4 separate regions of the Homo sapiens genome follow, and all the other regions are linked to region 3. The links are chromatin contacts, found by Hi-C or POLR2A ChIA-PET in ENCODE. All regions are on one chromosome and are shown on one strand. The core of a region is the stretch at or near the end of the contact, and the rest is flanking DNA. Distances in the headings are between cores, read along the strand shown.

The links. A loop is a pair of places that touch in the nucleus more often than their neighbours do. ChIA-PET counts read pairs that join two places held with the same protein, here RNA polymerase II (POLR2A). Pooled maps may share reads with other maps.
Region 1: a loop to region 3 is called in a pooled map, with 2.5 times the contacts of the local background. The contact joins two enhancer-like sites. A Hi-C loop is called at or near these places in 1 of 37 single-sample maps with no recorded cell type and 5 of 50 pooled maps. POLR2A ChIA-PET finds 5 or more read pairs at or near these places in 1 of 52 experiments (IMR-90).
Region 2: a map of endothelial cell of umbilical vein shows a loop between it and region 3 (6-fold over the local background). The contact joins two enhancer-like sites. A Hi-C loop is called at or near these places in 12 of 168 maps with a recorded cell type or tissue (K562, Right ventricle myocardium inferior, endothelial cell of umbilical vein and 5 more) and 13 of 50 pooled maps. POLR2A ChIA-PET finds 5 or more read pairs at or near these places in 5 of 52 experiments (AG04449, AG04450, MCF 10A and 2 more).
Region 4: a loop to region 3 is called in a map of thyroid gland, with 2.0 times the contacts of the local background. The contact joins two enhancer-like sites. A Hi-C loop is called at or near these places in 1 of 168 maps with a recorded cell type or tissue (thyroid gland) and 5 of 50 pooled maps. POLR2A ChIA-PET finds 5 or more read pairs at or near these places in 9 of 52 experiments (CD4-positive, alpha-beta memory T cell, H1, OCI-LY7 and 6 more).

What each region holds. Positions count from the first base shown.
Region 1 is chr10:30,152,191-30,157,767 of GRCh38, forward strand. No RefSeq gene overlaps it. Among named protein-coding and RNA genes, the nearest start is that of JCAD, 95 kb to the left of the region's middle. RefSeq lists a silencer at 3,403-3,462. Within about 2 kb of position 3,406, at least 4 of the 41 ENCODE cell types and tissues checked have a DNase peak (open chromatin) inside an H3K27ac peak, as active enhancers do.
Region 2 is chr10:30,187,035-30,192,702 of GRCh38, forward strand. No RefSeq gene overlaps it. Among named protein-coding and RNA genes, the nearest start is that of JCAD, 130 kb to the left of the region's middle. Within about 2 kb of position 1,800, at least 6 of the 41 ENCODE cell types and tissues checked have a DNase peak (open chromatin) inside an H3K27ac peak, as active enhancers do; they include endothelial cell of umbilical vein and heart right ventricle, where a contact is called at or near this core.
Region 3 is chr10:30,024,970-30,030,341 of GRCh38, forward strand. JCAD (junctional cadherin 5 associated) reads right to left here. Exons shown (of 4, transcript NM_020848.4): 3 at 1,134-4,897. Among named protein-coding and RNA genes, the nearest start is that of JCAD, 32 kb to the right of the region's middle. RefSeq lists enhancers at 2,370-2,429, 2,610-2,679, 3,398-4,127, 4,128-4,856. Within about 2 kb of position 2,247, at least 20 of the 41 ENCODE cell types and tissues checked have a DNase peak (open chromatin) inside an H3K27ac peak, as active enhancers do; they include endothelial cell of umbilical vein, heart right ventricle and thyroid gland, where a contact is called at or near this core.
Region 4 is chr10:30,216,547-30,222,407 of GRCh38, forward strand. It overlaps LOC101929279 (a long non-coding RNA gene), which reads left to right. Exons shown (of 3, transcript NR_120653.1): 2 at 133-311. Among named protein-coding and RNA genes, the nearest start is that of MTPAP, 130 kb to the right of the region's middle. RefSeq lists a silencer at 3,464-3,553. Within about 2 kb of position 3,730, at least 8 of the 41 ENCODE cell types and tissues checked have a DNase peak (open chromatin) inside an H3K27ac peak, as active enhancers do; they include thyroid gland, where a contact is called at or near this core.

The DNA of each region.
Region 1 (5,577 bases), core at 2,156-4,655, 130 kb after region 3:
ATAACAGCTGCCTCTGCTGAGTCATACAAGTGGCCAGCTAAGCGGGGGAAAGCCAGCAGTCACAGGCCTCACCCTGCTCCCATACAGCCAACAGTCCTAAAAGTCAGTCTCACTTCTACTGTGCCCCGCCCGGCAACAGCACCGAGTCTATTTCCAGGCAGCCAGTGACCAGGGCTGAGAACTTTCCCCAGACCATGAGCCTCCCCATTGAGAAAGCAAGCAGACTCACAGTTTTTTGGCGTCTCAGGGAGACTTCACTGGTGATCCAGTTCCTTCAAATGGTATTTGGATTCTCTTGGCTTTCCTGGTATGTTCCAGTGGTAGTTCTTGGAGCAAAAGTTCACGATGTGAGTCTCCACATGCTGCTCTGTCCATCCGAGCGGGAGCTGCAAGCTAGTCCTGCCTCCTATCTGCCATCTTAATCTGAATCGCTTTTTTGATACAGAGTCGCCAATAGCTGTGTTTTTCTACATAAGCTGTCCTCTGTGCCATGAAGAGTTTTAATGATACAGCATTTCTTTCTTTTTTTTTTTTTTTTTTTTTTTTGAGACGGAGTCTTGCTCTGTCGCTCAGGCTGTCGTGCAGTGGCGTGATCTCGGCTCACTGCAAGCTCTGCCTCCTGGGTTCACGCCATTCTCCCGCCTCAACCTCCCAAGTAGCTGGGACTACAGGTGCCCGCCATCACACTAGGCTAATTTTTTGTATTTTTAGTAGAGCTGGGGTTTCACCGTGTTCGCCAGGATGGTCTCCATCTCCTGACCTCATGATCCGCCTGCCTCTGCCTCCCAAAGTGCTGGGATTACAGGCGTGACCGTGCCCGGCCGATACAGCATTTCTTGAAAGAACCCATGAAAGAGCTAAAGCCAATGGTGCTAAGTTCTTAAGATGGCCCTGTAATTATTGAAGAGTTTGACTTCTTTGACTTCTACTTTAGGAATTGCTATACTCATCTGATTCACTTTTTGCTTCTTTTCTCCCTCACCAAATAACAGTCCCTACGGATGATAAGAGTGCTCCCTGATTGTTCCATGACCTTTCCAGGTGACTGCCACCTGCCCTTCAGACTTTGATGATGGTTTTTTTTGTTGTTTTTTTTTAAGCTTAGGCAATGACAGCTACATAATTGCTGATGTCTAGCCAACAGTGACTATAAAACACTGAATGTAAGACATCTATAAATTTCAGAAGCATTGAAACATCTAAAAATATATAATTTTAGAATTAATTTAAAAATGAGATATGAAGGTGCTCTTTAAACTTAGAAACACAGCTAAATGAGGAGTTATTAATGTGGCCTTGTAACAGCTGTTGTCACCCAGGACTGAGCAGTTGGCGTGTGTATGTATATTGTGCTGAAGTGGCTATGTTGTCTGGGGTATATACCCTGGATTCATCCTCTCATGCCAGGAAAATTTAGGACAGGGACACACGAGGAGTTTAGGAGTGGAGGTTTAACGGACAGAAGAAAAGAGAAAGAAGAAGAGCTCTCTCTATAGAGAGAGGGGTCTTCCGAACGGAAAAGACCATCTGGTAGCGGATGAACCCAATTTTACAGTCTGGCTTGAGGAGACAGTGTCTGATTTGCATAGGGCTCACAGATCGGTTGGATCAGGTTTGACATTTACATAGCGGGGGCGGGGGCGGGAAGGCTGGTCATCCCACCCTAATCTTACTATGCAAGTGAACTCTTCCCTTGGTTGGCGCCCTCTTGTCTGCTCCTTACTGTACACGTGGCTGGCTGAAAAGGGAAGATGGAGCCGCCATCTTGAACATGTCCAGTCCCTAGTTCCTGCCAGCATTCCCCCATGCAAGCTCCCAACTTGCTTGTCTGTGTCTGCAGCTCAACTTTACGGGCTGCTCTTCGTTAGAAAATGATTTGGGGCTGCTTTTCATTAAAAACAAAAGCCTCACTGAGGACTCCCATACCCTATCTGCCTAAGTGATTTCTTTTTAACCCCTATATCAGTGCCATTTTGACCCAGTCATTTTGATGAGTTCATTTTGACCTCATTTGACAATTTTTCATAGCTTTAATCACAGCATTAAATGTTGGAGTGATTTGTATGCTACCAGGAAATGAAAGCAACAGACACCGTCATCATCTCCACCCCCATCCCATCGCTTATCTTGCTCTGGAGTCTGACCTTGTCCATTGCCCCACACTCTCCTGGAGCTTGAGTCTTATCCTGAGGGAAGGTGGAGTGAAGCCCAGACAGGGTCAGGGTGCCTTGATTTAAAAAGCTGCCGTCCGTGGGCAGGTGGGCTTTGGGTATCAGTGGGACTGGGATTGGGGGAGGGCCACTGTCTGGACTCTAAAAGGGAACATTTACATTTAGGGTTAGAAAGAGTATGACAACCATGATTGACAAGACAGAGCATTGGTGGCTGAACCAAGATCAAGTACTAAACTGTATTAGTGTCTTCTCACACTGCTATAAACAAATACCTGTGGCTGGGTAATTTATTTTAAAAAAAGGAGAGAGAGAGATTTAATTGGCCCACAGGTCCACAGGCTGTACAGGAAGCATGGTGCTGGCATCTGCTCAACTTCTGGGAAGGCCTTAGGAAACTTTCAGTCATGGCAGAAGACAAAGGGGAAGCAGGCACGTCTTACATGACTGGAGCAGGAGGAAGAGAGGGAGTGGGGAGGTGCCACACACTTTAAAATGACCAGATCTCATGAGAACTCTATCATAAGAACAGCACCAATGAGATGGTGCTAAACTGCTCATGAAGGTTCCACTCTCCCATGACACAGTCACCTCCCACCAGGCCCCACCTCCAACATTGGGGATTACAGTGTGACATGGGATTTGGGTGGGGACACAAATCCAAATCAAATCAGTTAGCATTAGCCAAGAACACGTGGGGAATTCAAAGAGTTAAACAAATCAAGTCCCAGGCAGCACTAATTATCTGAGTACAATGATCAGCACATCTGGGTTGAAGACCTTCTATATACTTCCTCCCAGGGCAAGTACTGGATAGGGGATGGGCTGGCCCAAGTCTAAAGAAATGAATAGTAGATGAACTATAGCTGAAAGAGGTGAAGAGAACTGGGCCCGTGGTGGAGTCTGATTACTCCTGGTACACATGCAAGGCTGACACAGGCTCCGATACACTTTGAGCATCTTCATGCAAAGCAGAGTTCTTTCTCTGGCTCTCAGAAGGATTTTCTGATTATTTTCCATGGTCTTTCCCTGGAGTTGCCATGACTATCCTCAGTGGGACAGCTTAATTCCAGGTGTAGAAACAACAATAGATGCAGTTTCATCCAAAGTTGTTGAACCCAAGAAAAGATGATGACAACTCAAAACAAAAATGAAAGTTTCTTTAAGGCATGGCCACCTCACAGTCACACTCACAGCTGGAGTTTCCTGCTAACGTGACCCTTGAGTCTTTGGAGGTCCGGGCCAACTGACAAAACAATTTGTTCATGATGGTGGCTCAGTGACAAAGAGGAAATCGCTCATGGACTGCTGGGGCAGCCAAACCTGTCCAAAGAACACAGCTTTGTGGTACTGTAGCCACAGGGAACTACTGGGCGAGGAATTCTTTTATTTTCCACAGTGAGTGATCCAAAGATGACAAGCTCTGCAGGAAATCCTGGGTCCTATATACCTATATATATCCCCACCGCTGGTCCTATTCAGTCCTAATCAAGGACCATATCATCAATGAGCTTATCCACAATGACAAAGAAGAAAAACAAAACCCAGGTTGCAAACCCCTGCACACAACTTGCTTTTGACAGCACATCCCAGCGTTCTCCAGGAAAGAGGAAGCTATGGAAATGTTTAGTACAAGTAGCAGCAGGGCAGAGAGCTGCGGGAAGCCTGGCGTTGAAGGAATTGTTTTTATTTTTATTACTTAGTTGAGTTCATTTTGGTTACCTTTTTGGGCTGGTCAAAAAGTAAAGTTTTTGATTGGTAAGTCAATTTTTTTTTAGAAGTCAAAGAACACACACTATAATGAGGCCACATAATTAAGCAGTTTCTAATTTCCAATAAAATAAACTAAATTTATGGGCAGAAATTATCAAAGGCTTATCTACTTCACACAAGGCCAGAATAACTTCCATGACTTTATTAATGATTTCTTAGATATTATTCCCTCTTGCTGATGGGATGGTAACTTCTTTGAATGTATTATATGACACAGACCATCTTAGCAGACTGCAGTGAGGGATTATCCTGCTAGCCTTGAAGGAGGGAACTGTTGTGTGGGGAGGGGACCATGTGGCAGGGATCTATGGGTGGCTTCTGGAAGCTCAGAGTGGCCCCCAGCTGACAGCCAGTGAGAAAATGGAGACCTCAGTCCTACAATCTCAAAGAATTGAGGCCAGGCATTGTGGCTCAAGCCTGTAATCCCAGCACTTTGGGAGGCCGAAGTGGGCAGATCACCTGAGGTCAGAAGTTCAAGACCAGCCTGGCCAATATGGTGAAACCTCGTCTCTACTAAAAATACAAAAATTAGCTGGGCGTGGTGGCAGGCATCTATAATCCCAGCTACTTGGGAGGCTGATGCAGGAGAATAGCTTGAACCCGGGAGGCAGATGTTGAAGTGAACCGGAATTATGCCACTGCACTCCAACCTTGGTGACAGAGTGAGACTTCATCTCAAAAAAAAAAAAAAAAAATCAAAACCAAAAAACCCTCAATGTTATGTGAGCTTGGAAGAGGACCCGGAGCTCCAGAAAGGAATGTAAGGCCACTGATCCCTTGATTGCAATATTTCTCTGCTACCAATGCAGCAATGAACCACCTGATACATGCATGCATTTCTTTTTTTTTTTTTTTTTTTTTTTTTTAAGAGATAGGGTCTTGCTGTCTCTCCTAGGCTGGAGTACAGTGCTGTGATCATAGCTCACTACAGTCTCAATCTCCTGGGCTCTAGTGATCTTACCTTCTCAGCCTCCTATGTAACTGGAACCACAGGCCCATGTCACCATGCCTGGCTAATTTTTAAATTTTTTGTAGCAGTGAGATCTTGCTATGTCACCCAGGCTGGTCTCAAACTCCTGGCCTCAAGCTATCCTCTCCCTTCACCACCCAAATTGCTGGGATTACAGGCATGAGCCACCACATCCAGCCTACATGCATGGATTCCTCAAGGGCAGAGTATACAAAGTGGATATTGTTAATGAACATTTCCAGTTGCCCTTCATGGCTGTACCAATTTACACTACTGGTACAGGAATGTACCATGACCAAGCATGACCAACCATGTTTGGGAATGTCCAGTCCTCCACCTCTTACCAGCGCTTGATATGAACATATCTCTAATTACTAATGAAGTTGAGCTTCTTTCTTATATTTCTTGGCCATTTGGTTTTCCTCTTCTGTGAAATGCCTTTTTATATCTTTTGCCCATTTTTCTATAGGGTTATTTATCCTTTTTTAAGTTGATTCATAGACATCATTTTGTAAATCCTGAATAGTAATCCTTTTCCTATTGTATAGATTGCAAATATGTCATATTCGAAATCTGTAACTCATACTTTTTCTAAAACTTGTTTATGATTTTTCTGACATACAGCTTTTAATTGTTTATATGTAGTCACATTTATTAATGTTT
Region 2 (5,668 bases), core at 550-3,049, 160 kb after region 3:
AATATATTCTGTTAGGACATGACCAGGACACAGGAATCCCAGCTCACCGCATCCCCACCTGGGTTCAGAGAAGCAGATTGGATAGTGGGTAGACGGATGGCCTTTCGAAGCAGATAAACCTGGGCTCAGACTTTGGCCTCCGTTAACTCTTAGCTATGTGACCTTGGGCAAATCTATAACCTCCCTCTAAGCCTCAGTCTTGCCAGTTATAAAATGGGAATATTAATAAAACATGTAACTAACCAAGTTAATGTAGTAGTTAAATGCCATAAGAGGTGCAGGATAGTTTGCAGAAGGGTTGACTTGCACTAAATGATACCTCTATTTGCTGTTGTTATCAGTGTCAGGAATAACAAACGTTATTGGCTGGAAGGTGGCAAGGAGAGGGCAGGACTGAGCTAAATCATCCTTCTAATTGTTTGCGGGGCTCTCTTTTCTTCCTCTACTTCTAACTACTTGGATATGAGCCCTTCCAAAGGATCTCCCCTCCCCCAGAATCCCAAGCAAATGCCAGGTGCTTAAGGGACAGCAGGGTGGTGGCTCAGGAGGAAGCCCTAGGTCTTCTCCCACAACCAACTCTCACCTCAGTTCTTGCCTCAGCCAGAAGAGCTGCTGTGGGTCCCTTGATCCAAATAGCCGTAATAAAGCTAAGCTGCCTCGGATTTCTAAGGCCATTTTCTCAGAAGAGTCCCGTGGGCCCCTTTGAGTCAATCCTGGGAAGCCAACGGGGTGGAAGGAGAGTCAGGCTCCACGAGGTCGGGACTGTCAGCTCAGAGTCTATTCCTGGCCCTTCCTAGCCTCACCTGGGTCTAAGTACGCTCCCTGGCCCCACAAATGCCCCGTTAGCTATAGGCATCACCTGCTGAGCTCCCAGCCTCTTTGCGAGGTACTCCTTATTCTTCCAACTTTCAAACAATAGAAACACAAAATCTGTGTTTCTGTGTTTGGACACAACTCTCGTCACTTTGGATAGGTGCCTCCAGCTGTATGATGAGACGTGGGCTCTGCTCACTCACCGTGACCTCGAAACCCTTGAGACCCCTGTGGAGCAGAGCACGTCCTCACCCCCAGCAGCCCAGCCTCCTCCTGGGACCCCCTTCTGTCCCATCAAGGGACATCTCTGATACCTGGGAGACCTGGGCACCGGAGCCCCTTGCTCACCAGCCCCTGCCCAGTGAAGAATGAATGACTTCAGGATCCACTGCTTAACAAAGAAACACATGAAGGGGCCTGATTTTCCCGGCTGCTAAGAGGGGAAAGGAAGCTGGGCTCTGTGAATCACACAATGCCATCCAAACAATTCAAGGAAATGTCCAAGGGAAGGGACCAAAATAGCCCAGCACATCCCTGCATGCTGGGAGAGTCAAGAAAATGAAAGCCGGGGTCTGTCCAGCACAAGGAGATGGGACATTTAAAAAAAGAAAAGACAGTTTCCCCACAGCAGAGGAAGCTGCCATTTATAAATATTTACTGAGACAAAGTTGTGCATTCACTTCCAAGCCCAGGAAGGAAATATTCCAGGGCAGAGGTAGAGGTCTGGGTGCTGGAGGCCGGCTCTCCCCTGCCGGGGAGCCAGCCACCGTGCCCATCAATCTGATCCTCAGCTCTGGGTTACGTGACAGATTGTGGGTAGCTTGACATAGGCCACGATGAGACGAGCCGCACTGCAGAAATGGGCAAGTGTCACACAGGAGGGCTCCTCTCCCCACCACCACAGGACCGACAGTTCCACGTTTACCAGCACGTCACTGGGCGGAGAGACCAGTAAGGGACCCAGCACATCCCAGCAGGTGGCAGGACTTCACTCCTAGTGGGTTTTGGCTTGACTGTGGATGCCCAGGAAGACGAGCCTTTGGCCCAGGCTGTGTCCTCCAGTGGAAGGACTTCATTGGCAGAGAAGTTTGAATAGAGATGCTAACTCTCCAAGTCTTCTCTCTCTCCCTCTTTTCTAACAGAGTCAATTCTGAAAAGCTCTCTCTGGAGGAAAGAGTCTTCAAGACCCAGCTAACTAAACATGGAGCCCAGGAGAGGATAAACAGTATCTGTTATCATACTCATTATCCTTGGCTTCAAAGGACTCAACATGTTTACAAAGAGAACACGAGAGTTCTCTATGTTTATTTTAAAGTATGGACTTTAATAAACAGTCTTAAAAAAAAAACCAAATAACTCACGGGGAAAGCAATCTTCTTTCTGTGTTTTATGCATCAGTCAAAACATAACACTCCCTTTGGCTTTGGCTTAAATGAGTTTTGTTTCTTCACTAAAGTTCACCGTTTATAAAATACATACACTTTATTGACTTTGATCTCCCCACTGGCACAGCTTGAGGTTGGTTCAAAGTTCTATAGAGTTAAACACAACCACATGTGACTGAGGCAGCTCTTGTGGCCTGTTTGCCAATGTCTGCAAAGGCAAGACAGGGATCAGAAATTTTAGAGAGGCAAGCGATGCCAAGATCAAGGGTGTGCCCCCGACTCCGAGGAGACCTCAGCCAAAGGCTTCCTCCTCCTGGCCTGCTTCTGGGTAGCCAGAACTTTTACCAGGATGGAGAGGTGGGCAACGTGGCACAGGCCCACACTGTCTCCCAGAGGTGAGGAGTATGCCAGCCGAATTGGCTCTTTCTTATCTTCCCAGACTTGAGACACTTGGAAGAAAATGCATGTCTTTGCAGGTTTTTTTTAAAAAGTAAAATTCATACTCCTTAGTTACAAGAAGTCAAAAGTATAGGCATTTAAAATCTATGTGCTTGTGCACCCGTGCGTAGAGGTATATAGGTAAGCACGCAGATGAATGATAGAGATGAATAGATAGATGGACAGACAGACAGATAGATGATAGGTAATAGATAGACGATAGTTAAATTGATAGGTGATAAATAATACATAGATGATAGGTAAATGAGAGTAGATAATAGTAGATGATAAATAGTAGGTAAGTAGATAGGTAGATGGATGGATGTAAAATATAAAGGAGTTTAATTGAGCAATGAATGATTTGTGAATCAGGCAGCCCCCAGAGTCACAGCAGAGTCACAGAGACTCCAGGGATGTCTCGTGGCCAGAACACATTTATAGACAAATAAAAGAGGGAAATGATATACCGAAATCAGCAGTGAGGTAAAGAAAGAGCTGGATTGGTTACAGGTTGGCATTTGCCTTATTTGAACACAGTTTGAACACTTAGCAGTCTATGAGTGGTTAAAGTGTGGCCACTGGGATGGGCCAAGACTCAGCTACTGTTACAGGTGCATACTACTAAGTTAGGTTTTCAGTCTTGTCTGCCTATTAAGCTAGGTGGCAGTTCATCCACAAGGACTCAAATATAGAAGTATGGAGTCCTTCTCTGTGGGCGGAAAGCCACTCAGGTGCCGAAGCAAGAGACTGAAGGCACAGGCTGTTCCAATATAATAAAGAAAATAGTTAGGATAAGAGAAAGTTATATGAGTAATAGAATATAGAGATGATTATATATGGATATTATAAATCATTAGTTTTTAGTATTAATCTTTGTATTATTATTATTACCAAAGAAAAATCAGGCCATACAGAGTTAGGAACTGAAGGGACATTGTGAGAAGTGACCAGAAGACAAGAGTGTGAGCCTTCTGTATGCCCGGATAAGGGCCGCTTGAGGGCTCCTTGGTCTAGCGGTAGTGCCAGTGCCTGGGAAGGCCCCCGTTATTTAGCAGACTGGGAAAAGGAGTCTCCCTTTCCCTGGGGGGAGTCAGAGAACACTCTGCTCCACCAGCTCTTGTGGGAGGCCTGACATTAGCCAGGCCTTCCCACTGTCATCCAGAGGCTTGAACGTCTCCCTGTGATGCTGTGCTTCAGTGGTCACGCTCCTTGTCCACTTTCATATCCCACCTGTACACCTGGCTCCTCCTTTTAAGTTCTTAAAAGATAGCAGTAACAGAATTAGTGAAAGTATTAAAGTCTTTTATCTCTCTGATAAGTGCATAGAAGAAATGCTGACGTATGCTGTCCTCCCTCTCTGCTTCCGCTACCACAAAGGGAAAGGCCCCCTGTCACGTGGACATGTGACTTGCTTGACCTTATCAATCATTTGAGATGACTCACACTCCTTACCCTGCCCCCTTGCCTTGTATACAATAAATAGCAGTGCGTCCAGGCATTCGGGGCCACTACCAGGCTCCGCACATTGGTGGTAGTTCTCCTCTGGGCCCAGCTGTCTTTTCTTCTATCTCTTTGTCTTGTGTCTATTTTTCTAAGATCTCTCGTCTCCGCACACAAACAGAAAACCCACAGGCCCTGTAGGGCTGGACCCTACACTTCTCAGGCCATATTTAGTTTGCTTTAACAGATAGATGTATACATAGATAGATGATAGATAGATAGACAGATAGATAGATAGATAGATAGATAGATAGATAGATAGATAGATAGATGTAAATTCTCTGTCAACTCTCTGATTTTATTCTTCCTGCAAGAAAATTTTCTATCATTTTCTGCAGGCACTGGGGTTGCCTACCTGGCAGCCATTGTCCCCTTCTTCTGTGGTGACAGAGTCCTGATTCAGTTCAGTTCCATCTCTCCTCCTGAGGACTCAGAATTAAATCTGTTTGTTCTAAGTCAGTCCTGGTGACCCCAGTACCCTTGCCTGGGACTGGTTCAGTATTTGATAGGAGATCATTTCTTTCTTTCTTTTTTTTGAGATGGAGTCTCACTCTGTTGCCCAGGCTGGAGTGGCTCACTGCAGCCTCCGCTTCCCAGGTTCAAGCAATTCTCCTGCCTCAGCCTCACAAGTAGTTGGGATTGCAGGCATCTGCCGGCATGCCTGGCTAATTTTTTTGTATTTTTAGTAGAGATGGGGTTTCACCATGTTGGTCTGGCTGGTCTCAAACTCCTGACCTCAGGTGATCTGGCAGCCTCGGCCTCCCAAAGTGCTGGGATTACAGGCGTGAGCCACATTGCCCAGCCGGAGACCATTTCTAATCAATGAGATATGATGGATGATTCGCTTGTGGACTACTGACAGGAGAAGACTTTTCCTCCCCAAATAAAGGGAATTAGGAAAGAACTCTCTTGTTTTTCTGTCTCCAGCATGTTTGAAGCTACTGCAGTTGTCTTAAAACCATGAGGGCAGCTAATTGAAGATGAAGAGTGAAATGATGGAGAAATTGAAGTCTTTACTTAACATTCAGTTAATCCACTGAATGAATCAACTGTAAAATTGACCTCATTCTGGACTTCCTGTTATAAAAGAAATAAATTCTCTTATTATTCAGGTTTTTTTTGGGGGGGGGAGAGTAACGGCTTTATTAAAATATAATTCAGATACTATATAATTCACTCATTTAAAGTGCACCACCCAGGGCTTTTTAGTATATTCACGGGGTTGTGCAACCATTACCACAAATCATTTAGAAAACATGCCCATCGCCTCCAAAGCTATGCCACCCCCCATCCTCCCCTTTACACCAGCCCTAAAAACCACTAATTCTGTCTCTGTGAAATTGCCTGTTGTGGATATCTTATTTTATTTTATTTTTTTGAAACGGTGTCTTACTCTGTCACTCAGGCTGGAGCAGTGGCATGATCTCAGCTCCCTGCAACCTCTGCTTCCCAGGTTCAAGCAATTCTCCTGCCTCAGCCTCCCGAGTAACTGGGATTACAGGCGTGTGCCATCACACTCAGCTAATTTTTGT
Region 3 (5,372 bases), core at 997-3,496:
CAGGCTTGAGCCACAGCACCCGGCCCTACATTTTTTTGTTCAATAGAAATCTCTGACTACTTCCAACTGAAACAACAGCTCTTTTCTATCTGCTTCAAAATTCTTGGGTTTCAAAACAGAAAATAGAAAGGGGTGGGAGGAGCAGAACCACCTGCTGGAGACTGGGTAGGAAGAGGGAAGGGCCCAGCTCAGGAGAGGGCATTCCTCTAACTCAACTCGTAAGGACCAAGTTTTTCTTTTCCCCTTACTGTAAAAGGCTTGGACTGGGCCGGGCTCAGTGGTTCACGCCTGTAATCCTGGCACTTTGGGAGGCCAAGGTGGGTGGATCACCTGAGGTCAGGAGTTCAAGACCAGCTTGGCCAATATGGCGAAACCCCATCTCTACTAAAAATACAAAAATAAACTGGGCCTGGTGACACACGCCTGTAGTCCCAGCTACTCAGGAGTCTGAGGTAGGAGAATCGCTTGCACCCAGGAGGCGGAGGTTGCAGTGAGCCGAGATCGTGCCACTGTACTCCAGCCTGGGGAACAGAGTGAGACTCTGTCTCAAAAAGAAAAAAATGGGAAGGGGAGGGGAGGGGAGGGGAGGGGAGGGGAGGGGAGGGAGAAAAGGCTTAGACTAAATGACAGAAGGTCCCTTCCAGTCCATGGCTTATGATGTGGATCTTTTGACATTTATCTCAACTCTTCTACTGATCACCTGAGCTCAGGAGTTCGAGACCAGCCTGAGTAACATAGTGGGATCTCGTCTCTATAAAAAAATTAAAAAATTAGCTGGAAATGGTGGTGCATGCCTGTGGCCCCAGCTACTCGGGAGGCTGAGGTGGGAGGATCACTTGAGCCCAGGAAGCAGCGGAGGTTGCAGTGAGCAGAGATTGCACAACTGCACTCCAGCCAGGCGACAGAGTGAGATACTATCTCAAAAAAATAAAATATACTGCAAGATCTTGAATTTTAAAGATGGCTTCTGGATAATTCTTCGAAAATGAGGAATCTTTTGATAAAACAATTCCCAGGGTCAACTTGATCTTTTCTGAATATGCAGATTTACATTATCCACCAACCTGGTATTTTGTACTGACTAAAAACTCCAAATGTATACTGAGCACCTGCCTGTCTGCCTGATTCCTCACCTGGGCACCAGAAGTCTTGATCCATGCTCTTCTCCTTTTGTGCTGCCGGATGCTCCTTCTCTTCCCTGGAGATGCTGTCCTTGGACACAGAGAGTGAGTGGCCCAATCTCTGGGCACGGTCCCCACTGCCAGGAGACACAAGGCCTCCCGGGAGCCCGGCCTGGCCCCTTGTGGTGGCCTTCAATTCCTCGGCGTCCTCCTGGGAGTCGGCATTCCTGAAGCTCAGGACTCTCATCCGTGACACTGAGCTCACCTCTTTCATTCTCATCAGGCGGTCAGGGTCTGCTCTCCTAGGCGGGGAGGCCAGTTTCTCTTGTAAACTTTCAATCACTTTGGAAGGGCTTCTAAGTCTCTTTTCAGAGCCTGCCACACTTGGGGTTCTTTCTACAAAATGGAATAAAGTGGACCTGAAGGGTGGTTTTGTTTCCACATCCTTTTGTTCGAAGAACTTGGACTCCAAGGGGCTGGGCTCAGGCTCAGGGACAGGGTCTGTGCTGGTGACAACCCCGTCCACATCTGAGTGCTCAAAAGCCTGAGGAGCCCGCCTGGCACTGTCCCTGTCCCCTACAAAGAGAGGGCTCTTGGTCCAGCCGCACTTCCTCCTGCCATAAAAGGCATCAGTGGACACCCTGGGGACATCTGCCGGTGCTGGGCGAGATAGCAACTCTTCCTGGGGGGACTCTGGGGTGCAGGCACTTGCATCGGGCTCAGCAGGCTGGTTCTGTCCCGCTCTCCGGATGCCCGGCAGGAGGGACTCCACCGCCACCTCAATGCCCAGGATCCTTGCAGCCCTGGCTTGCAAGGACTCACCTGGGGGGATTTCTATTGTGCTTGCTTCACCCAAAGACCCCTCTAGCTCACTGGCACCCTGTTCTTGCCCAGGGGTGAGCCCCACAGACCGTAAGTCTGGAGCTGAGAGCCCTCGGTTCTTGTTAGACAGGGACAGTGGGAGCCCTGCCCCCCTCTCTCCACCACTGTCAAACTTCCGAGGGACCGCTTCACTTGGTTTCACAGAGCTGAAAGCACTGGTGATTTTCGGACTTTCCTGGGGCTCCCTAGGTTCAGCTGGATAGGACGCGGGCAGTGGTTTTGCGTCACTTGATCTTGAAGACATTCTCGTCACAGGAAATGGGCTACCTGCCAGCTCGTCCATTCCGTTGCTAACCTCCAGGTGTCTCTTCTCTGCACTCGTGCTTCCATCTGCTGAGCAGAAAGGTGCACCGCCACCTTCTTCCACGCGAAAGCGGCCCGGGGATGGAGGCCAGGCACGTGGGTGGCCAGGCTGCAGCTCCTCACTCCAGCTCTCAGACTTACTCTCACCTCTTCCCGACCTACACACAGGGCTCTCCGGCACCCACATCCTCGGCTGTGGCTCAACCCTCATTTCCGGGCTGTTTCCGCGGAAGCCCACATCCTCCTGTCTGCAGTGAGCACGGTTCTCCTGCTGCGGCTCCGCCTCACTCTCCTCACTGCTGCTGCTGCTGCTGCTGCTGCTACTGCTGCTTTCTTCCTCTTCCTGGAGCTCCTTGTTAAAACTTTCTAACTGACTGATCAAATCCCAGGGACGACGGCTGACCGGTTTCAGGAGAAACTGCCCAAAGAGTTGTTTACTGTTGCAAGGGCCCGTGGGCTCCCCCTTCACCACCTCCCGCTTAGGCCCAGGGTGGGCTCCAAGCCCGTGGACATCCACGCAGGGCTGACTTCGGCCTGCTTTTGGCGTCGGTGCCTGGTCCACGGACAAGGAAGTCCTTGAGAACGCACTGTTGCTGGATGGGCTGAGGGACCTGTGACCTTTCAGGTTACGGGCACTTGGCCTCTGTTTGTGATCACCGGTAGGGAATGCTGTGTGCGTCTGAGCTTCGGAGGCAGCAGGGTCTGAACATTTTGGACTCAATGCTGCACGACTCGGCCCTCCCAGCTTTGCACCAGGGAGCAGCTGCGAACTTTGGGGCTCCTCGGAGAAACTGGTTTGTGTTTGCTGATCTCTGTACCGGTGCCCTGGCCAAGAGCCAGAATGCTTGAGTTCTCTGTGCTTTGTAAGGTGGATGAAACTGAGGTCATTTGTTTGTCTGTCTTCTTCTGGTTCCCCTAGATCTTGTTTTTGGAACTCCGTTCTCCCACCCATGCTTCCTGTGAGGGCCTGCAGCTCCAGGTCGGTGGAAGACATGCTCAGCAGACTCTGTTCTTGCAGAGCCGGGCTCTTATCAGACCCATTCTTTTGATCAGCACTGGGCTTTAAGTCATTGTTGTCCATATCTCTATCTGGCAGATGTGATTCTGATTTCACTGGGATAGAAACCAAGCAAAATATAGTCTCGTTCATTTTTTTCTTTGAACTTTTCTTGGTCCGAGTCCCAGTTTGGAACTTTTTGAGCTTGGTTTGAGTTTCGCAGGTGCTCTCGCCCTGTGAGTAAGGGGAGGAAACTTGTCTTCCAGTGTGCCCGTGCTGGCTGCCTCTCACATCAGGCCACTGTCCCCTTGCCACACAGCGGTCTCTCTGGTTGGGGAGGCCACTGTTTTCCCCATCCCCGGGGGGCTGGCCCCACAGCCACCGGGGGCTGGAATCGGCCAAGACCAGGCCTCTCTCATCCCCCGACGGGGGTATTAAGCTCTGTGGATTCCAAATGGCACCATCAGGCTGCATTCCTCCATGAGCCGGCTCTTGAGCAGTGACAGGACTGGAGTTATATGATTTATCGTCAAGCTTTATGTCTTCACAGAAACCCTGGGGCTGAGCTAGTTTAAAATGTCGTAACCGTGGATCATCAAAGGGAATGTACTGAACGAAGCCGTCATAGGCAGTGACAGGTCGGGGATGTGCGGGGAGCCCCTGAGGCAAGCGGGGGCTCACACCATACTCATTCCCAGTTCCAGGGGGGCCTGAAGGAGGCTGACCGCTGGCCCCAGCCTTCTCGGTCGGAGACTGCTGTTGACTGTGACCGCCACACACATTTATGGGCACCGTGTCTTCCAAGTAGGGGTTTGGGATGTTCTGCGGGGGCGATCTGTATGAGGGCGGAGGCACGTACACTGGAGGTTCCAATCCAGGGTCTGACAGGCAGAGCTCATGCCTGGGGACATAGGCGTCCATCTGCTGGCTGTCCTGAGAGTCACTGCTGTCCGCTCCTCCCCTAGACTGCTGGTGCGAGCTGTAAGATGGGGGCTTGAGGGGCCTCCCAAACTTAGGCCGGGGAAATGGGGCTGAGCAGCCACTCTTCTCAGAATTCCTCGTGGAGTCCAAATTTGGTGCGCAAGTGGGAGGATACGGTGGCATTTTAGGTGAATGTCTTTCATTTAATGGAATGGGAATTTCCGTGCAACTCAGGCTCTCGGGGGAAAGAACTCTAGGCAGTGAGCGAGACTTCCCTTTGTTTTGAGAATTCAACACATGTTCTCCTTGAATGAATGGGTACAGGTCTTGAAACAGTCTCTCCCCATCTCCATCAGACATCTGCCTCCCTAATTTCCTTGGCTGGTTCCAGCTTTCCAGGCTGACGTTCTGCCACTTGGCAGGACCTGACATTCGCAATTCTTCTTCCCAAACTGGCTTCTTCATCACATGCTCTGACCTTCCTCCAACTTCCCATGGACCCTCCCTCACGTGGACAGGCAGGCTGTGGGCTTGGGCCATTCCTCTGGCCTCCAGGTTTTCGTGCTCCCTCGGCTTCTGGCTCCTGGCTTCTTGCCGTCCTCTTCTCCGGTAGGCTTGGTCGTTACCAGTCGGGGGATGAGAGGACCATGCTGAGGGGGGTTGATTACAAAACCTACAAAACAAAGAGTCACAGACGTTAGGCACAGAAGAAACATGTCTTCATCTGCTTCTGTGACTGGCATTCGAAGTCAAACTCAGGTCAGCAACTTTGAAAACTTGGTTCCCAGCCACAGTACTTGCCAGCTTGAAAGAAAACATATCCCATTAATTATGGTTGGAAGACAGCCACGTGTTTTGGCATCAAGGGCCAAGAAGGGGCAGCAGTGGGCAGCCCACAAGAATACAGGGATGTTGGGTGTACTCCAGCGATGTCAAGGTCCTTATAAACATTAAAATGTCTGGTGGAAGGCCGGGCACCGTGGCTCATGCCTGTAATCCCAACACGTTGGGAGGCCAAGCTGGGAGAATCTCTTGAGGCCAGGAGTTTGAGACCAGCCTGTGCAACATAGTAAGACTCTGTCTCTACACAAAATTTAAAAATCAGCCAGGCATGGTAGTGCCCACCTGTCTCAGCAACTCCAGAGGAT
Region 4 (5,861 bases), core at 2,480-4,979, 190 kb after region 3:
AAATTAAAAATAACCACAGAGAGAAAAAAAGTATTTCAAGTAACTTTTAATTTTAAAAATCTTTTCATGCTGGCTAATTCAAGTTACTTTTCTTTCTTCTTCCTTTTTTTTTCTTTTTTTTTTTTTTTGCAGAGGTGAGATCTTGCTCTGTTGCCCAGGCTGGTCTTGAGCTCCTGGCCTCAAGTGGTCCTCCCATTTTGGCCTCCCAAAGTGCTGGGATTACAGGCACAAGCCTCTGTGCTCAGCCCTCAACTTACTCTTATTTCTGACTGCCATCTGTAATGGGATACAGGCTAAGGCCAAAAAGAACGGTAAATAAATATGAAAGTTGACTTAATAGTTTTGTTGACAGCAGTAATGTTAGTTCATTTTACAGGTCAACTTTACCAGGCCATGCGTTGCCCAGACATTAGTCAAACACTTTCGGTGTGTCTGTGGGGGTGTTTCTAGGTGAGAGTGACATGTGAGTTGGTAGAATGAATAAAAGCAGACTGCCCGACTGTGGGTGGGGCTCATCCAATCAGCTGAAGGCCTAAGCAGAACAAAAAGCCTGACTCTCCCATGAATAAAAGAGAACTCCTCCTCCTAACTGCCTTCAGGTTGGGACATCATTTCTTTTCCTACCTTCAGACTTAAACTGAAACATTGGTTCTATCAGGGTCTCAAGCCTGCTGGCCATTGGCCTGGCTCTCCTGGGTCTTGCTGGCTGCAGATCTTGGGATTTGTCAGCCTCTGTAATTGCATGAGCCAATTCCTTAGAGTAAATCTATGTTTATTGTATACATTTATATTATATATGTTTATTGCATATATTATATATAATATATGTTTATATATGTTTATATGTTTTTTATATATATACATATAAAAATTATATATGTTTGTTTGTTTTGAGACAGAGTCTCACTCTGTCACCTAGGTTGCAGTGCAGTGGTGAGATCTCAGCTCACTGCAGCCTCCACCTCCCGGGTTCAAGTGATTCTTGTGCCTCAGTCTCCTGTGTAGCTGGGATCGCAGCCATGTGCCACCACGCCCGGCTAAGATTTGTATTTTTAGTAGAGATGAAGTTTCACCATGTTGGCCAGGCTGGTCTCAAACTACTGGGCCTAAGTGATCCACCTGCCTCAGCCTCTCATAGTGCTGGGGTTACAGGCATATATATATATATGTTTATAGATACACATATAAAAACACATACACATACACACAGATCCTTTTGGTTCTGTTTCTGTGGAGAACCCTAACACAATGTAACTCTAAAACAGTTCTATTTTTATTTTGGATAAAGCAAATAATCTACTTAGGAAACAAGATTCTCTCTGTAAGAGAAAAGAGATGAAATACAAAAGAGATGAAAATACAAAATAAAGGAAGATAAGAGAAGTCCTATACTATGACATTTGTGCAGGAAATGTCATTAAGAACTCATGACTGGCTGGGCGCAGTGGCTCACGCCTGTAATCCCAGCTCTTTGGGAGGCCTAGGCGGGTGGATCACGAGGTCAGGTGTTCGGGACCAGCCTGGCCAAGATGGTGAAACCCCGTCTCTACTAAAAATACAAAATTTAGCTGGGTGTGGTGGCAGGCAGCTGCAATCCCAGCTACACTAGAGGCTGAAGCAGGAGAATTGCTTGAACCCAGGGGGCAGAGGTTGCAGTGAGCCGAGATCATGCCACTGCACTTCAGCCTGGGTGACAGAGCTAGACTCTGTCTCAAAAAAAAAAAAAAAAAAGAACTCATGATTATGTTGACAACGCATCTCCCAGCTTTGCTTGCTGAAATGGCCTGAGCACAACCAGTGCCCAGATTTTGGCTTCTAAGTGTCATTCCCACTAAAAGGAACCAGGGATCCCTCGAGAAATGGCTGACTTTAGATCTGGGGCAGAGAAAGCACAAGATGAGCCTGAGATGACTTGTGCCACAAAGAGAGAGAAAGGGAGTGAAGGGGAGAGAGAGAGAGAGAGAGAGAGAGAGAGAGAGAGAAATAAAGGTGGAAGAAGAAAGGAAACTCCTCTTTTACAGAAGTCCAGTTAATAAATGTTGAAAAGATTCTCAAATTTAAAAAATAATTTTGCAGCTCTCAATGTAATAACTGATTGAGGCAGGGATCTTCATGTATTCTTTAACAGCTGGACACAATATTGTTAGTGACAAGGTATTCAAACAATCTCAAAGTATCCCCCCTACAGATAATTTGACAGTTGAAAACAACAGCAAACTGCATCTATACAATGGAGAGATCTGGTGGTCACAGTCTTAGCCAAAATATCAAACTTGCATCACAAATATTAGGGCAACCTAATAGCATGTGCCTCTTGATGTGATGAAAGCACAAGTTTTCAAGGCCACTTCTGTAATGTTCTTACCAATGTTGTTTAAGCTGAATCTAATCACACATTTAGACTTAAGGTACTCTGAGTTACAGGGAAAAAATAGGAGCTACCAGGAACACAGTAAACACCACCATGAAGAGACAACCAGATCAATCTGGAAGGCAGAATATGGCACAAGACCATTGGTCTGAACTCTTCAAAAAATGCATCACAAAAGATAGAAAAGCATGTGGACTGTTCTATAATAAAGAAATTAAAGAGCAGTAACAGTCACATGCAATGCTTGAAACTTAATAGGATCCTGAATTGGACAAAGGAATATATACTGCATGAGAAGATATAATGAAATTGTTCATTTTATTTATTTATTTAGTTTTGAGACAGAGTCTTGCCATGTTGCCCAGGATGGAGTGCAGTGGTGCAATCTTGGCTCACTGCAACCTCCGCCTCTTGGGTTCAAGCAATTCTCCTGCCTCAGCCTCCTCAGTAGCTGGGACTAAAGGCACATGCCACCACACCTGGCTAATTTATTGTATTTTTAATAGAGATGGGGTTTCACCATGTTGGCCAGGCTGGTCTCAAACTCTTTACCTCAAGTGATCCACCCGCCTTGGCCTCCCAAAGTGCTGGGATTACGGGCATGAGCCATCGCACCTGGCTGAAATTCTTCATTTTATTAAGTATGACAATGATACTACAATTAGGTAGGAAACCATTCTAATTCTAAGGAGATTCATGCTGAAGTATTTAGAGATGAACTATTGTGATGACTACAATTTATTTTCAAATAGTTAAGCAAAAAGAAGTGGATATATGTATATAAATAACATAGAACAAAGAGGGAGGGAGTGGCCGGGGGAGAGGAAGAGAAAGATAGAGAGAGAGACAGAGAGAGAGAGAGAGAGAGAGGTGCACCCAAGCGTGCACTGGAGAGAGAACAAGCAAATGGGGCAAAATTGGTGACTCTGGTCCAAAAGTGTAAAAATTTCACTTTATGATTTTTTCCATTTTTCTGCACGTTTGAATATTTTCAAAATGAGAAATTGGGAAGAAGGTACTGATGATAATACTTGGTGAAAATCAAGTGAGGTTGCTGCAGGAAACATAATGATGGACCCGTACTGTTTGATAAGAATAGTAACTTCCCCCACAGCTGGGGAGGAGCACAGCTGTCAGTCAAGGATCACCCTGTGAGGCTGAGTGTGCAGCATTACTGCAAAACAGCAAACCTAATCCACGTGCCCCAGGCCATTGCTACAAAAGCAATGGGCGCTCTTCCCGGGCAGCCCCATGTTCCAGGGAGCCAAAGCTTGCAGCGTGAGAGGGTCTCTTTTTGGAACAAAGGTCGGTGAGTGAAGTCAAGTCCAGGCTTGGTTTTGAGAGATCACATGTCAGTTGCACAAACAGGACGAGAAGGCAGCAGAGTGAGTGGCGGAAAGGAATGTGCGGCTGAAGGAGGAAACGTGGGCTCAGAGCTGGAAGCTTAATATAATTTTATACATAACAGCAATGTTTCCCAATTTCCGGGAGATATTTTGGCTATTGCTGTTAACAGAGGACTTTCTGTGACCTCTCAGTGTGTTTCAGTTCTTTCACCTGTCTCTACCCTCTCTGCCCCCCGCGTACTCAATGATTTCCAAGACCTCTGCTCCCTCTCCCTCCTCCACAACACTAAAAGAAAAACTGTGCAGCTATTTTCCCCAATGCCCGTTCAGGGCTTTCAGGCCCCGCCTTCCCTGAAGAGCCTCCTCTGTTACAGGGGTTTTGAAAGAACCACATGGAAACCTAGAGATTCCCAACGGGGCACAAATAATTATGGTTTCACTGTGTGAACGAGAATCATATATTTTTCAAGTTCCCTGTTGGATTGACTGTTTTTAATTTACTACAAGCAAAAACCTCATCAATGTTTAAAGGGTGTGATCAAAATACACACATAGGGTGGCATTCATTTTTTGGGTAGGTGTCTATTTGTATTCCTATGTGCCATGAGGGGTAGACTGAGATGAGCCGATGCCACCTGAGCAGTTCATCAGAGAGAAGAGACCAGACGCAGAGCGCCTCACAGAATGCCCCGCGGCTCCACTGCTTCCATGAAATCTGTTCAAAATATTGCTTGTGGCTTTCCACAAACTAATTGCCTTGAAAAATCAGATTATAAATGTTAGTGAGTTCAGGGATAACATTGCTGCTTTTGTTAATCCAACAAGTCCCTGTCTCCATAAAAGGTCCGTGTGCCCCATGAGTACTAAATATATGTAGACTTAATACCAGCTAAAACGATTTACGCTCCTTTTTGTACTGGGAACATGGTTTTGCCGGATGGTATCACAAGCTGGCTACATCTGCTTTCCTTTCCACCCCGGCTGCTAAGATGTTCAGAGCCAAATTTGAAAGCCACCTCTACCAATGCAGTCAAAGCCTTATGACCTACATTTGGGTTACTATTCTTATTTTTGCATCCTCGTGATTTCTTCTTTTTGTTTGTTTGTTTTAGACGGCATCTCGGTCTGTTGCTAGGCTGGAGTGCAGTGGCATGGTCTCGGCTCACTGCAACCTCCGCCTCCCGGGTTCGAGCGATTCTCCTGCCTCAGCTACTCGTGATTGCTTCTTACATTGGTTCTAGCTCTGTAAGTTGCTTGGAATCCTTCTTTGAATGAGGAGGTGTATAAGGGATGGGAAACACACTGGTTGAGCATGAAACAGGAGAGGTTGCTCAGGCTCCAGTTGCCCTCAGTTTGCATATTCATCAGGGGACCATGGGGTGCTCTTTGCCCTATTTAGGGACAATAGGATGCACACCAGCAAACCAGCAAGCCTGAGCCCAAATCTTATATAAGAGCAGCACATATATGGAGAGCAGCTCTCCATAAATGGAAAAATACTCGGCAGCAATTTTCCCCAATGCTGTTGGGGAAAGCCAATAAACAAAGCTGCCATTGTGACATTTTATGATGCACAGACTACATCAAGGAACGAGCTGGGGCCACAGGACATTCCCTGCCAAAGGTGTCAGACCTACAGACATTTCCATGATGCACAGGCTGCACCTGGAGACACCTGAGAGAAACAGGAACCGAGCTAGACACTTGATAGACATTTACTCTGTAATCTCCATGTGACAAATCTGTAATAGAACAATCTTATTCCATTTCACACACAAAGAACCTGAGGCTCACAGGAAATAAATTGTCCAAGGTCAAGTAACGGCAAGAAAATGGCAGAGCAATAGTTAAAATCAAGGTGTAGGCCAGGCATGGTAGCTCATGCCTGTAATGCCAGCACTTTGGAGGCTGAGGTGGAAGGCTAGGAGTTTGAGACCAGCCTGGGCAACATAGCAAGATCCCACCCCTACAAAAAATAAATAAATAAATAAATAAATAATTTTTTTAAAAAAGCTGGGTATGGTGGCATGCGTCTGTACTCCCTGAGACTCACTACTCAGGAGGCTGGTGCAGGAGGATCTCTTAAGCCCAGGAACTTGAAGCTGCAGTAAGCTATGATCACACCACTGTACTCCAGCCTGGGT